Linked DNA regions of Mus musculus: region 2 is linked to region 1. Evidence: chromatin loops called from intact Hi-C (ENCODE). Cell type or tissue: heart. All regions are shown on one strand.

Region 1 (8,000 bases):
GTGTTGTGATTCTAAAGGAATGTGTCTGTCAGTTAGCTTTTGCTGCATAACAAATTATCCTGAAACTTAATGGCTTACAATAACAACTGTTTGGTCATAATTTTATTTCTTATTGGGGAGGTCTGGTCCACACCAGTTCAGCCAACTAATCCTAGGCTTGCTGGTGCTGCAGTGTCAGGCAGCAGACTAGCTGGAGCCCCTCTGCCAGTTAACAGGATGTCTCCAGGAAGTAGGGTGCCTGGCACTTGGCACACACCACCCTGCAGGTCCTCTGGGACCTCAGCCTCAGGTTCAGCAGCAACAGGGAAGTGCAGAGCACTTAGGGCTCAGGCCCAGAACTGCCCCACAGCTGCATTCTGCTGAGATGGGCAAGTCTGTGGCCAATCCAAAGGCACAGTCAGGGTTAGACTCTGCGGCTTGGCAGGAACAGCTGCAGACAGCTGCAGCTGTTGGTGAATTTGTCCCTGTGGATATTGTGCGTATGGTATTTTGTGTTGGGTGGGCATGTTTTGTCTAGTTTTACATGGTAGTATTCATCGCAAGAATTAATAGTCACCAAGCAAACGATACATCATTTTAGGAAGCCTAGTATGCCATTAGAGAGCATGACATTAAGTCGTTCTTAATCAAAGGCCTGTTTATTTTTTGTGACCTGTAGATAGTTATTAAGGTCAGATTTCTAAACGGACTAGAGAATGACAGTTCTCTGGCTCTGTTTACAGAATGTTGAATCTCACTTTACTTTCGGCATAGCAGACGCATGTTGTGCAAACACATTGGGGTTTTCCTGTATGTGTGTACCTGTGTGCCATGACACACATGTAGAACTCAGCGTTGTCTGCAGTGCCTTTACCCACTGAACCACTTTACTGGACCTGCTTCAAATACATCTGTACATATTGTAGCCAAGTATCATGTTCCATATGTTGAACATAATTTTAAAAATAAAAATACCTCCACATAGTATAAATATAAGTGAGAAATCCTAACTTTGAATATGAAAGCATCAGTTTTCTAACACAAAGTGTAAGTTCAGGGAATTGCACAGAAATACATGTGGTGAACTCTGGAGCCATGGCTTATCTCTGTAAGAAAATGGCTCTTGGGGTGTGAGCTAGTCTTTACTGTGCTTTCCACTAGGGGGAGCTCTCACCTGTTACATTGTCAGTGTCCATTATCCAGCCCATATTGTCACTAAAGAAAGCATTTTGTTGCAGCATTTTTTCTTCTTGATACAATTCCTGTATTTGAGAACATATCAGCAAATCAGATTGGCCCTTAAAGCATTTTTCAATAGGTTTAGCATTGGTTCTTGTCAGTGTTCTCAGCCACTCAGCAGTGTGTGCCCTAGAGTACTGAGTACCCTCACAGCATGCACTGGATCTAATGTCCTTACTCTCCCCGTCCCCAAGGCAGAGACATGGGGGTGAAAAAAAAAGCTCTTTTTTTTTTTTCTCCAATTTTTGAGAGTGGAAACAAAAGCCCCCAAGGGTTTGAATTACCTCATCAACCCAATAAGCCAGCAAATGAAGGCTGTCTGGGCCTCCAGTCTCTGCCCTTAGCCCTCCTGCCCCACTGCCTTTTATAAGAAAACCAGAGTCACAGGGCCAGCATTCCCATGAGGCTTCCAAGCAAGCCGCACTGAACAGACCTCTGATATTTTCTATCCATCTGTTTGTTTAGGCTCTCTCTTTAGAGCATCATATCAGCTTTGCTGGCTGTTCCCAGGCCCTCGGAGGCTTTCTTTCCTAATGCCTTTGTGTTTTCAGAAGTAACTGCAGGACCAGGTCCACACCTATAATCCCAGCTCCTGGGAGGCAAAGGAGGATGGGAAAGAGACTTGGGGGTGATCGGCTGAGAGTGTGGCTCAGTGAGAGAGTGCTAGTGTATCTCAGCAGGGCCCTGAGCGCAGTCCCCGGCCGCGCAGAAACACAGTTCAAGATTTGGGGCCAGCCTAGGCTACCTGAGACCCATCTCAAGGATAGAAAAGACACTTCCTGATGGTCGTTACGGCTGTGCTTCCCTTCCAGAGTGAGCTTCCTGAGCCCGAGCAAGACAACGGAGGCACCACAGAGTCTGTGAAAGAACAGGAGATGAAGTGGACAGACCTGGCCTTACAGGGCCTCCACGAGAACGTCCCACCCGCTGGAAACTGATGCCGGGCTCCTTCCCACGGACGGAGTTTTCAAACATATGGGGATAAAAATGTTTCCTGTCGCCAAATGCAGATCTTTAGCAATAAATCAACACTCAAAAGCATATGCCCACTTGGTTTTCGTTTTGTTTTGCTGTTTTGTTTAACCAACAAAGCACAGCATGAAAACATTCTGAGTGAGAAACTGAGACTTCCCAGGAATGTAGACCGCGGCTCTGGAAGCCTGCGGCAGGTGATGCACACACTTGCGTTTGAACACCGTCGATTAAACGTTTGCCTTTGGCTCCAGTTTTGCTTCTGTCAAAGTTTAATACTGCCCAGCTACTTTGGCACGAGTAGTTGAGAATACAAGCAGGAAAGGCAGCAGAAACCAGGCATGAAGAGAGCCACAGACTCGCATTCCCATGCCTGAGACGTGTTCTGAGTGACGTTAGCCTGTAGGTGCCTATGCCCCGAGCAGATACTCCACTCTCTGATAACTGGCATTCTTAAGATTCCCAAGCTACTTTTAGACATTGCATAAATGTACAGATTTAAAAGTTATCTCTGAAGAATTAGGGGATGGCTTAGTCAGGACCTAAGTTTGATCCCAACTCCAGTAAAAATTGGGCTTCGTGCCATGGTAGTGTGTGCTTGTAATCCTGCTTAGCTGTTAGTCACCTCTGCTCTCCGTCTGTGGTTATTGCCTTTGCACCACTGGAGAGGTTCTCTGCGTGAATGGAATACTCCTTTTATTCAGAATAATAATGGCATCTCATACCTCAGAGCCCCCTCAAATATAAAACACTGTGAAGCCAGTAGTCAGTACAATATTTATACAAAAATTTGTCAGCGGTGGAAAGATGGCTCAAGTGGTTAAGAGCACTTCCTGCTCGTTCTTGGCACCCACATACCAGCTCATACCTGTCTGTGACTCCAGTTCCAGGGGGTTCCTTACCCTCTTCTGGCCTCTGGGGGGGCTGCACACATGAGATGCATATGCATACATAATAGGCAAGACACTCATAAAAATAAATTTTTAGAATTTCTAAAGACTCCACGGCATCAAGCCTTGGGGATAGAAGTACTGCTATAAAATGTCAGTTATTGGCTCTCCCTTCCAGCCGTCTCCCCGAGACAGTATAAGCACAGAACTCCAGAGGACGTGTATCTTTGGCAGCCAGTATACAGAGAACGGGTGAAAAAAAAAAAACAGGGAAAGGGACATCCAAGAAGTACAGCATAGTAGATTCCAGTAGATGTCATTCACTTTAAAGAAAGTGTGGCATTTCTTGTACCTGCCTTGGCTTTCTGAACAAACACCTGACATACAAGTGGCCAGGGAAAACAGTGAGGGGTGAATGTTGACCACCGAGCAAGAGATGACACAAAGCTTCAAAGTGGAACTGGTGTTGCCAGCAAGAAACCTGGGTGGTCTAGGGGCTTCTCCACATCTCCCGAGTCATCGAAAGACTTAATCAGAGCTGGGGACTGCCTGATCTGTTTGGTTTGGTTTGCTTTTTGTTTGTTTGTTTCATTTTGTTTTGTTTTGTTCCAAGACTTTCTTTGTATAAACCCTGGCTGTCCTGGAACTAACTCTGCAGACCAGGCTGCCCTGGAACTCACAGAGATCGCCTGCCTCTGCCTCCCAAGTGCTAGGATTAAAGGTGTGAGACACCACCATCCAGCTTTTATTTGTTGTTTTTGTTGTGTTGTTGTCGTCGTCGTCGTTTATTTGTTTTTTAATGCAAGTCACCCCAGTAGATGGATTTCAGTTAAGACAGGAAATGTAAAAGACAAAAGAGCTTTACACTGAAAAAGATGATGGTGGCTTGGACTGTGGAGGCGAAGGTGGAAGTAGAGGAGGTCGAGATAGCTTTTCCTGGTGGACTTGTCCAGGCTTACCCACTGCACAGTATTCCCTGCAGTGAGATCCCTGGATTGTACGTGTATGGTTCTAAAGAGACTCACATGCAGTGTAAGCCTTGTCTTATAACCCAGAACTGAATTCTCTTGAGCCAGACACAGGCCTGCAGATACAATCTCTGTCCCTGAGAAACATCCAGAGGCCAGGAGCTGCCCATCATCTGAAGCCCATCTTAGACCCACCCCTTCATGGTATCGCAACAATGGCAGCTGGGGTGGATGGAACACTTCCATGGCTCAAGCCCTGCCTTTTCTTTTTAGCTGGATGTCATTGTCCTTTGAATAGGAGATAACAGCTTAAAATTTAATGTTAGCTTGTCAAAAGTTAAGAGACTTATAAAAGTCACTCAAATAGTAAGGGCTTTCCAACCTAGACTGTCACAGCTCAAAACCCATGTCGTTGCCAAAAGCCACATCAATGCCCTAGAAAATCCCACCAGAATTCTCAAATTTTTCATGTTTTTCTAATTTATAGAACAGAGACAGAATTGACAACATTCTTATTAGGGGACCTGAGATACATAAAACAGTAAATATTACTGTTTAGTTACCAAAATAAGATAATTGCTACCAAAAGAAAAAAAATCATGGTTTCACTCATTTTCAGTTTGTCATCAGTGCCCCTTTATCACCAGCAGGGGCCGCTCAACTCCTTTTTAAAAATTTGTGTCTGGTTCCTAAGCCGTCCTGTAGTCCTTCAGTGAACCAACCCAACGGAAGCTGCAAGTCCTGAGGTGCTGGCCCAGAAGGGCAGCTGGGACTCAGATGATGGACACCCCCAACCTGCCTCGGCCTCTGAGCCAACCAGCTCTGGTTCCATGAGTGTGCACTCTCAGAAGCATTCATTCAGATGAATGCTTCACCCTCTGATCTTGAGTCTTTCAATTGCTTGTTAAAAGGACCCAGGTTTTCATCTTGCAATGGCTTCCAACTGTAGCTAGCTAATCCATGGCAGCCATCAGTCAGAGCGCTCCATGTTGACTGGAGAGTGACTCAAATGTCACTACATTGGCAGGGTGGGCATTGAAGGTTCTATATCAGCAGACTTTAAAGCACAAGAAAAGCAGGCAGGTCCCAGAGAAGCAGAGTGGAGAGCTAGGGCCAGCATCTTTGCTGTCACAGGGGGCTTGGGGGTCCTCTCAAGATCTCCCAAGGTGGTAGCTGAATGAACTCAGGAAGACTTGCCTGATTGACCGTGGGGTGAGGGGCAGGTACAGAGATTCTGTAAGCCCAGCAAGACAGGTGAGTGGACAGCTAAGAGCACTTGAGGCAAGGTAATCAATCATGTGACTCCGGGGCACGTCCTTACTGCAGTTTTTCCAGGCTCTTAGCCAATGACTATGTAACCTTCTGTAGCCCTGTCTCAGAGTAGACCCTTTGACCCAAATAAGGTAAGAAAAGCACGATGACAGCTGGGGACAGTGTTCAACTCCTCTGCCTATGACTGGTAGGTCAGTAGTATAAAGACTGTCTGCCTATTTTTCTTTGGGTTGTTTTCTCAGTTGGCTAAACGTATGCAAAAACTATTTTTGTGACTCAAATTTGGCCAAATCGTAGCAGTTTCCTTTGTTTTCAGCTAATGCTGTTCTGGGAGTTGATCGTCCATATGCAGAAAAATATGCACGCACGCACACTCATTAGCTGGATTTGCTGGGGGCGGGAGAAGGGGACAAAGGGGTGGAGAGCTCAAAAATACCAAATGACTGGAGAGGAAATGAGAGAGGGTGATGTAAAAGCCCATCCCTGTCTTCCCTGGTGACTCAGGCCCCCTTTATAGAGATGCCACCACCCGAGGGCAAAAAAGACTTTCCTCCACCCATACTCTGGTCTTGCCTTGGCTCTTCTGGCAGTTCTGTCCCCAGCTTCCACTCCACCTGCCTTCCAAATGCTACTCATTAAGTGGCAGCCGTGCTGGCCCTGGAGGACTTTCTGCCAAATCGCCAGTGAGCTTGCCCTTGACTGAGACCCCTCATGGTCTGATCCATCTTCTTTCAAGGCTCTGGTGTTCCCAGCCTCTCTCCTCCCAGACTCTAGTCTCACGGTTGTGATGATTTTAGGAGATGTACCTACCCTCCATCCATCCCGCTCTCACCCGGGCTACCCCAGAGCTGGGAAGGTCAGGGACTTGTGCAAGTACAGGGCACCAAGGCACCTGAGCCTTGGGCTGGGTTCAGGGCACTCATGGCAGAAGCAGATAGGGCTGGTCCCTACCCCCTGGGCTTTTCACTTTGTATCCTCAATCAATCAGCCATCTCTCCGTGACCTGTTTTGTTTTGTTTTTTTCTGTCGCTTGCTTCTTTTATTTATTGTAATACTAGCATTTATCTTCTTATCTAGAAGCATTCAACTTCTTCCCCTCTCTGCTTTCATTTTGCAAAGTCTCTGAAATAATACATTTTGTTGTTGTTGTTGTTGTTGTTTTGTTTTGTTTTGTTTTTTCAAGACAGGGTTTCTCTGTGTAGCCCTGGCTGTCCTGGAACTCACTCTGTAGACCAGGCTGGCCTCAAACTCAGAAATCCGCCTGCCTCTGCCTCCCGAGTGGAAACAATACATTTTATATCAAATTCACAGCTCATTTGTCTCCCTTAATAGTTGCTCATCTAACATTATATATGCATAAAATGTATGCACGGTAACTATATGCACAGACCTTGAAACCAAAGGACTCGAGTTCAAAACCCAAAGCCAAGCAACACTCCAGCTGCGCATCCCCTCACAGGCGATATTACCTTGCTAAGCCCAGGTCTCTGTGAAGCGAAGGTTGACAACACTACTATATCATACGAGTCTCAGGTTAAATGGGGCAGTGCAGGTGATGGGTTTGGACAGATTGGGACCCATGGCAAATACCTGAAACCTGAGCTATTGCTTCTTATTAATATAATGCAGCAGGCACTTCAAAGGCATCCGATATTAAGCTCGTCCAGATTTTGGAGATGGCGAGGTTCAGCAGCAACGACTTAGAAGGCAGAAGACCTGGGTTTGAGCTCTCTCTTAAGGAAACTGTGCTGGGGGTTGAACCCAGGACCTTCCATTATGCTCAGCAAGACTATATGGCTGAGCTCCAGCTCCAGCCTGAAAAGCCTCTGGTTTTAAGATCTAATTGACCCCTTGCTGACCTCGGGACCAGGAGGAGTCTGCCAACTTCTCTCAGCCTTCTGGAATCAAAGAGTAAAAATGCATTCAAAACTCCACTGTCGCTTAAAGAATGATAAACATTTAAGTTAAGCATCCAGATTTTATTTCCTGCATAAATGTTCTGAAATTCATGTTTTAACAGCGCTGGATGTGTGTGCTAAGCTGATAGGTGCTTGTGCGGGCATAGCTGACTATGATTTGCATAAATATGTTTTCTGCAGTCTGGAAGGAAAGACAACAAACCTACTGGCAAGGGTCACCTCCAGGGACAAGATTTGACAGGCTGAGGAAGGAAATTCCACAGCTATCCTTCAGAAAAAAGTCGTAGCTCTTTGGGTAATTTTTTTTCAGATAATCATATAAATGCTGCAAAATTTAGAAAAGTATTGTTTATTTTCATAAAAAACAAAACCAAAAACTCTTCTCACTGTTCTTGAAAGAAGTTCTGGGACATGGGTCAAAACTCTTATCTGTAGTCAGTAACTTCCGAGCAAGCGTCAGATCCACACAAAGCACTCTGGGAAATGCACGTATAGCTCTGAAGGTGGGGTTCGTGCCTGATAGTGCAGTGTGTGAGGCCACGTAAGTCACTCACATAGAAGAGCACAACGTGGAATGTGTGCAGCACACAGCTAATAGAGCTCAGGAAATATCTGCTGGACCAATGGACTGCTGGGTGGATCTGTGTGTGGCCGGCCACATCAAGTGCATGGATTCGTGGCTGGACCTGTGGATGGATAGGTAGGTGGACAGGTATGGACATGGAGACCATGCAAGAGGAGAGAAGGAAAGACAAAGGCCT
Region 2 (8,000 bases), 150 kb after region 1:
AGAAAGAAAGAAAGGAAGGAAGGAAGGAAGAAAGGAAGAAAGGAAGAAAGAAAGGAAGAAAGAAAGTCAACCATTCACTACTTTGACCTCTTACAAATGGAGCCTTGCTGTGTTTGTCTTCATACCATAGCATGAGTTCTTATGGAGCCTTGGTTGGCCTGGAACTCACAAAGATCCTCCTGCCTCTGTTTGAGTGCTGAGATTAAATACATTTTCTTCTTCATGTGTTTAAAATCTTTTCCACTTTCCCAGATTGTTGACCTATCTTTCTTTGGAGGAAAGGAACAATAGATGAACACCATCTACATAGGAACACAGACATGGTTATCTGCCTGCACACCTGCTGACGTACCTAGGAACCCAGCAACATAGCACAGCCTGAAGCTTGCATTGCTCAGGAGGGTGGATCCAGGAAAGGCGAGAGAAAGAGCAAGAACCAAACTCTCATTGAGCAGCTTTTCAGCTTCTAGAAAGGGTGGGGGCATAGGAGGACTCTGTTCAAGGTCGAGTGTGGTGGCTAGTTTGTCTTGTGTGGTTGCTTTCCCCGCCTCTTCAAGCAGGAAGATAAAGGGGCTCTTTAGTTGCTGGCATAGGTCTTTTCCATCATGTCAACATGGAGACCCATAGTGACAGGGTGGAAAGAGGCCATGAAGCCCTGGGTTTGAGAGTGCAGCCCTGACTCAAGCTTCTCCATCTTTATCCCCATCTACTCTTCTCAGGGTGTCCTGGTGGGTCATCAAACGGACACCAGGGCGATGCTTCAGTGGGATGTGAGGATGCGTGATGTGATAATGACTAAGTCAGACTCAAAAAAAACCACCATTTCTCAACTACTTACCAACCTTGGGCCCTATTCCCAAGAATCTCAGTATTCCTTGGAGGTGACAGTGTGTTAAGACAGAGGCAGGTCCAGGCACAGCTGAGGCACAGATGGGTGTGTTAGAGTCACCTACAGCAGAGAAGAACATTGGGGTGGGGGGAGCGCGGCCTAGAAAGGACTTTAGTGGAATCCTGGGAGATATAGGACCATAGAAGCTTCTCCCAGAAAGGGGGGGGGGATCTTTCTAGAGTCTTCTTTCATACCCTGAGGCCACCATGTCCCTGTGCTAGTATTTTGCTAGAGAATTCCTGTCATTTCTGCTACTCATGTGTCTAGATCAGCTAGCCTGTAAGCCTGTGCTCTAAAGCCACTTTCTGAAGATGGATATGATCAAAGATTCCCTAGGCAAGGGAGTGGTTTCAGGAAAGAATTAGTCTCAGAGTGTTGGCCTCTTCCTCCTGGTAATGCTTCCTTCTGCCCGGAGCCTTCTGCATGTTAACCTTCAGACCTCTGTGTGTCCAGGGGGCTGCATGGAAGGCAATGGGCAGGGCCCAGTCTCATAAGCAGGGTGAGTCTCCTTCTGCACAGCTCCACTCCATCGGCCCTTACCTTTCCTAATTAGGTGGATGTCTGGCCTCCTTGTGCTTAGAATGAATAGAAAATTACCTGGCTTGACTAATTTCATAGGAAAAATAAGGCCTTGTAAAAAGCCATTTGGTGTATATTGTTTTGTCTGCATGTATATCTGTGCACCACATGTGTGCCTGGTCCCATCAGAGGCCCAAGGACTGAAGATACAAATGGATATGAGCTGCCAGGTAGGTGCTGGGAATCAAACTTGGGTCCTCTGGAAGAGGAGCCTGTGCTCCTAACTGCTGAGCCATCTCCCCAGCTCCCAGATAAGAAGCTGTTTACAAGTTTTTCTTCTGGTTCTATTCTTTATTTCTTTCACATTTATTGGCTTATTTTGTGTGCATGCGTGTGTGCCTGCATGTGTGTGCTTGACGTGGCATTGTGTGGAGGTCAGAGGGCACCTGTAGGGAGCTGGTTCTCTTCTACCATGTGAGTCCCAAGGATCCAACTCCTCGGGTCATTAGGCTTGGTGGCAAGTGACATTAATCACTGAACCATCTTACTGGTCTTTCGTTATTCTACATACTTTAGATGGAGTCCTTAACTCCTGATTCTTCTTCCTCCCAAGGGCTGGAATTACAGGCACGCACCATTCCATCCGGTTAATCTTGGAGATTCAGCCTGGAGCTTCCTGCGTGGTAGGCAAATGAACTCACTGAGACGAACTTTGTCTTTGCAAAGTTTTAAAATTTATCTTGTAATGTTTGGAGTTGGGGGAGATGGACTGGGTTTGTCGATGTGCCTCCTGGTCCCACTCAGAGATTCTGAGTCAGGCAGTCTTGAGTAGGGTCCAGGACTCTGCATATTTTGAGACTCATCCCCAAGTAATCCTGCTGCTGCTAGCTTGGACAGGAATGATAAAGGTGAGTTTGCATTCCTTCTCAGCAAATCCACCCAGTGTGAACTTCTCCTTTGTCAAGACTTGGACAAATCCCACAAGATTACTTTTTAAATCCGCTGTCCCTAAAAAAAGAATTTCACGGAGGAATGTAGTTTGGAGGAAGGCCCTCCCACTGAACAGGGATAGGAAGTGCACGGTAAACTAGGGTAGAGCTGGAAAAGCCCCACCAAGCAAGCCGAAGAACATGCTCGGGTGAACACGCTCGGGTGAACATGTGTCGACTCCTTTTCTTCAAGCCTCTTCCTTTCTGTACCAGGTGCCAGACGGTCCCGAGGCAGAACAAAGCCACAGAAGACAGCTGATATGAAAGGCTTTAGCCTTCATAGAACCAAAGTCCCCTTGGGTCATGGTTCGAGTGTCTGTACCTTGACTGCCAGGAACAGTCTTCAGAGTCCAGTTACCCGGGTCCTTGGCCCCAGACAAACTCCAAGAGTTGATAAGATAGGAAGGTCGTCTTCTTGGCTGTGGCACACACTTCCTCAGCCCTGGCCTGATTTTGCTTGCATCCCCGCTGTGACATGAGCAAGCACGCATGTCACATGTCACGAGCTGCTGTTAAGGTCAAGGCTCGGGGACCTTTGATATTACCTCAAGCTCATCAGAAATGAGAGACCTGCTATTGTTTCAAAAGGTTTGACAAGCTTGAATTTGGATGGTACACCTTGTCAGCACTGTCCTCGGTTCAGTGTCATTGCGTAGCTGAGAGGTCGGACAGGCACGGGAGTGATATCTTAGGCATTTTTCCAAGCTCGAATGCAGGTACTGGCGACACTGCATTCGGGCCCTCATTTCTGAAGATGCTTAAACACCCCTCCCCCACTTCCTTCCGTGAGGACTCCTTTAGTTACTTTGTGACACCCAGTCCTTCCAGTAAGTAGAAAGGGTGTATGCAATAGAATTCTGGTTACAGGGAGGTGACTCCACCGTCCTTCCACGCTCACTATATAGCATGCACTCTGCTGACCTTGTGACACAGGACCTCAGAAAGCATCAGTGCCAGTCTGGATAGCAAAGGTGTTTTGTTTTTTGAGACGGGGGTGGGGGGGGTGGGGTGGGGGGTGTGCCTCTCACATTTCTATCTCTAAAACTAACACAGTAAATACGTAAGTAAATGTTATACAATGTTCTTTCTCTTGCCCTTAACAGATCATTTTGCATACCCCCCAATTTGGAGATCATTGACATGGCTGGAATCTTCCTAGCCAAGGACACACATCTCTGAGAGCCCGCATTTCTCTCTCAAGAAGGGAACACACACACACACACACACACACACACACACACACACGTATTTAAAAAAAAACCAAAAACAAACAAACAAACAAAACACCTCAAAACCATTTGAGTAGGTCTCTACAACACAAAGAAACTCTGTCCTAGGAGAAAAAGTCGTGCTTCTACTTCTGGATCTGGGAAGCCACACTCCCATTATTCTGGGTCGGGTAGGTCCCAGACTGGGGGAAGGGAAGGTGGAGAGGGCACCAGGGCGTCTGAATTTGTGGAATTCCTTTGGACTCACTGGCAGTTCTCAAACTGCGTTCCTGGAGGGATAGTGGCTGTGTTGTTGGCCTGAGCATGGGGAAACAGCGGCCCCTGGTGGTGAAGTTATGAAATGCTCTCCAGGCACCGATTAGTAAGTCTTGAGTTTGTCTGGGGCCAAGTAAGTCTTAGTAAGGCTATCACGAGACATCTTGTCCTTCCAAACTCTGTAAGCACTTTCAGAGAGGCTCAAATGTCCTGAAAGATTAAAAAATGAGGGAACCATTTGTTGCTGTGCTCCCCGGTGGCTATCCTCGTAGCCTTGAGAGGTGTCGGAGCTTTTGAGGTTACTAATGTCAGCTACTCTGTGCCAGGAAGTGTTCACACAATCAGGCTGGAAGGTGTCCATGGTGAGGCTAGGGGCTCCTGCCAGCTTGAAGCCCCTCCTCCTCATGCCCCCTTCCTCCCTAGGGATTCTTTGCTCCCCCACCCATTGCCTCTCACCCTCTCATTTAGCTGAGCTGGTTTCTTGTTTTTGTAATAGTGGGTCTTGAACCCAAGTCCTCACACATGTTAGGCGAGCACTCTGGCATTGAGCTATGCCTCCTGCCCCCCCCCCCAAACTCACATTTAGCTTGCTTATCTCTCCACTAAAGCAGAAACCATCAGGACTCACATAGCCTTGCACTGAAATACAAGAGGACTACATAATTGCTCCTGCTTGGTTTCTGTTTTTTTGGTAGCTTGGAAGACAAACCCGCTACACTGTGACCATTTTCTTTTGGAAAGGTCTGATGTAGCCATTCCGCTCCGGCATGGACTGGGGTAGAGAATAGGCAAAGAACCACCCATTCCAAAAAAAGAAAACATGATTTCCAAAGAAATGCCCTGAAGCCAATTGATCTCCAAAGCCCATCTCCTTGGATGCTTGTGAATGCTTTTCCTTTTAGGGTTAGAGGACTGAAAACGGCTCACCCTTTCCCTGCCTTTTTCCTCCCAGGGACATGAGGACTGTCTCTCTTGGCTCCGACCTTTCAGGGAGGAGAGACGCAAAGGCTGTGGTAAACCCATGGACAAAGGATTTTTATGAGCTCAAAGGTGTTTCCAATTTCTTTTCTTCTTATTTTTTTAAGATTTATTTATTATTATACATAAGTACACTGTAGCTGTCTTCAGACGAGCCAGAAGAGGGCATCAGATCTCATCATGGGTAGTTGTGAGCCACCATGTGGTTGCTGGGATTTGAACTCAGGACCTTTGGAAGAACAGTCAATGCTCTTAACCACTGAACCATCTTGCCAACCCTCCAATTTCTTTTAGACTAGACATTAAACACCATTAACTCCAGGACAAGTGCAGGTACAGACACCATAATGGGCTAGTGATTCCACTAAGTATGTCATGTATTTATGTTGAAAAAAAAGGGGGGGGATAATTTGGCTTAGCGGTGGTGGTGGCCTTTAATGCCAGCACTTTGGAGGTAGAGGCAGGCAGATCTCTGTGAGTTCAAGGCCAGCTTGGTCTACAGAGGGAATTGCAGGATAGCCAGGCCTACACTAAGAAACAGAACCATCCCACTCCACCCCCAAAAGAAAAAAGTGTAATAGTTTAGCCAAAACTTGGAGACAAAACTATCCCAGTAGGACCAAGGGACCAGCCGTGAGATAAGGAAGAGGTGTGAATGCTAACTCTTTCCCTCTTTCTTCCTTTCTTTTTAAAGATTTATTCATTTACTTTATGCATATAGGTGCTCTATCTGCTTGTACACTTGCATACCAGAAGAGGGCATCGAGATCTCATTACAGACCGTTGTGAGCCACCATGTGGTTGCTGAGAATTGAACTCAGGGCCCCTGGAAGAGCAGCCAGTGCTCTAAACTGCTGAGCCATCTCTCCAGCCCCTCAACCCTTATTTTCTAGTAACAGAAGCTAAGAGATAACATGTGGGGGTCTGGAGAGTCAATTGTGACCAAGCCTGGTGACTTGAGTTTGGTCACCATGAGCTGTATTTACTTTAATTATTAGAAAATGAGCTTTTCAGATACTTCTTTGATTTTTTTTCCAAACATAATAATTTAGAATCTTAAAGAAACCAGTAAAACGTGTCAATGTTGATAGACATTTTCAGAATAAAAAGACCCAAAGCTGGGAGGTGAGGGCAGGAGATGAAGAAGACTCAGACCAGTCCAGACTCTAAGCTAGGGCGAACATGTGAAACTCATTGTGAATGTATCCTTTATTCAGCTAGCTAAGGTAATTGCCATCTAGGGGGTGTACTGCTTCTGTGTGCTAACCTAGGCCTGCTCCTGTAAGCTTCTAGCCTCTATACAATCTTCTTACCTAGGCCTATAATGTTTTTGGCCTCTGAGACTTGCTGCTGAATAAGTTCACCCTTTCTTCTTGTAACTGAGCTCATATACAGACCAGTTCAACTCAGCTGTACTGGCTCAAATGCCTCTCCAAGCTGACTGATTCAATCTGGCTTCTCTCAGTTTCTCCTGACTTGCTCTGCTTGGCATCAAACAAACTCTAGCAATCTGTCCTGATCTTCTGGCTCCTTCTCACTCTTTCTCTAACCTGTCTCTGTACAACTGTCCCAGTAAAACTGTCTTCTTTTCTCCCGTTCTCTCGGACGCTCTCTTTTAAGGAGCTCCCCTTTCCTGTCTTCTCCTGAGAGTTGGGCACATCCTATTCTGTCAAATCTTTCTCTGATTCGTCACTTTGTCTGCCACTCAATTAGACATCACTTTCAAACATGGGTGCTCCTTTCTACAATCTAATCTTACCTTTACTGGTTGGAATTAAAGGTGTTTATTAAGGGCATATCTGTGTTCTAGCCAGAGGGATTAAAAATGTGTGTCAAGGGCTGAGCCATATCACAACTAGGAATAGGTTTTTAAGTAAATAACCATCCTGGGTCCACAGTGTGATCAAATATCCTGCACCAATGTATACTTTGTGATTCTACTTATTTTATTTTTAAAATTTATTTCTTCGCTATGTATACATTTATCTGCATGGATTTATGTGCTGTGCACCATGTGTGCTGCACATGTGTGCAGGTGCTGGTGAGGCCATTGGATCCCCTGGAACTGGAGCTGCAAGCAATTGTGAGCTGTCTGATGTGGGAGGAGGAACCCAACCCAGGTCAATGGAAGAGCAGTCAGTGCTCTTAATCACGAAACCATCTCTGCAGCTACAGTGGGAAAAGTGAGCAATGCACACCAGTGTAAACATCTTCACCTGCCTAGATGCCCACAGAACCAGAGAGCCCAGTGCTGCCTGTGGGGAGGGGCTGTGCATGAAGAGTCAGAAGAGCTGTGTCCTTCATCTCAGACCAGAGGAATCCTTTCACTCTTTTCAAGGTAACAACATGAAGAACATAAAATGACATCCTCCAGATGGTGGTACTTTGAGTTCATCATAATTTTCTTAAAATCATCTGCACTAAGCAAAAAAGAAAAGAAAAGTCTTAGCCTTGTGTTTTATTTATTTATTTTTATACTTTTTGTTTGTTTGTTTGTTTTTCGAAACAGGGTTTCTCTGTGTAGCCTTGGCTGTCTTGGCACTCACTTTGTAGACCAGGCTGGCCTCTAACTCAGAAATCCGCCTGCCTCTGCCTCCCAAGTGCTGGGATTAAAGGCATGCACCACCACTGCCTGGCTTTTATACTTTTTAAATTACATTGATTTATTTACTTCGTGTTGGGGGAGATGTGCATGTGTCATGACTTATGATTGAAGGCCACAGAGCAACTTGAGGGACTTGGTTCTCTCTTTCCACCATGTGGGTCCTGGGAATTGAACTCAGGTCACCATGCTTCAAGCTCCCTCCTCCACTGAGCCATCTTGCTGGCCCCAGGCTAGTGTGGTTTTAAGGGTCCTCTGAGTGCAACAGAGACTAGTACAGAACACTCTTGTGTATCTGGGTGAGATTTCAGAACTCAACGGGGAATGTGCACACGATTCCAGGAAACAAACAAATAAACAAACAGGTCAAATACATATACGAGAGTGAGAGCCACCTTGATGACAAATTTTGTAACAGTAGGCTGCTACAGACAACAAAGCACAGTTTTCCAAGTTTTGGAAGAAACTTAAATTGAATCTGAAACTTGATAGTCAAATTTCTAACCATCACGAAGAGCAAATAAATTTTCTGAAACCCC

What was found. Hi-C counts contacts between places; a loop is a spot of excess contacts. Peaks named below come from ENCODE experiments on the same cell type or tissue, not always from the same donor. Only the 100,000 strongest peaks of a DNase experiment are listed, where the experiment ranks them.
Region 2: a loop joins it to region 1, with 9 times the contacts of the local background. A loop is called at or near these places in 41 of 42 quality-filtered maps.

What each region holds. Positions count from the first base shown.
Region 1 is chr9:102,631,984-102,639,983 of GRCm38, forward strand. Anapc13 (anaphase promoting complex subunit 13) reads left to right here. Exons shown (of 3, transcript NM_181394.3): 3 at 2,031-2,261. The coding sequence ends at 2,156. Among named protein-coding and RNA genes, the nearest start is that of Anapc13, 9.7 kb to the left of the region's middle. In heart, CTCF peaks have their summits at 1,133 (motif pointing right) and 4,688 (motif pointing right); DNase peaks (open chromatin) are centred at 338 and 4,788; H3K27ac peaks cover 3,395 bases.
Region 2 is chr9:102,780,630-102,788,629 of GRCm38, forward strand. No RefSeq gene overlaps it. Among named protein-coding and RNA genes, the nearest start is that of Gm46151, 6.1 kb to the left of the region's middle. In heart, CTCF peaks have their summits at 3,959 (motif pointing left) and 5,015 (motif pointing right); a DNase peak (open chromatin) is centred at 3,952; H3K27ac peaks cover 3,100 bases.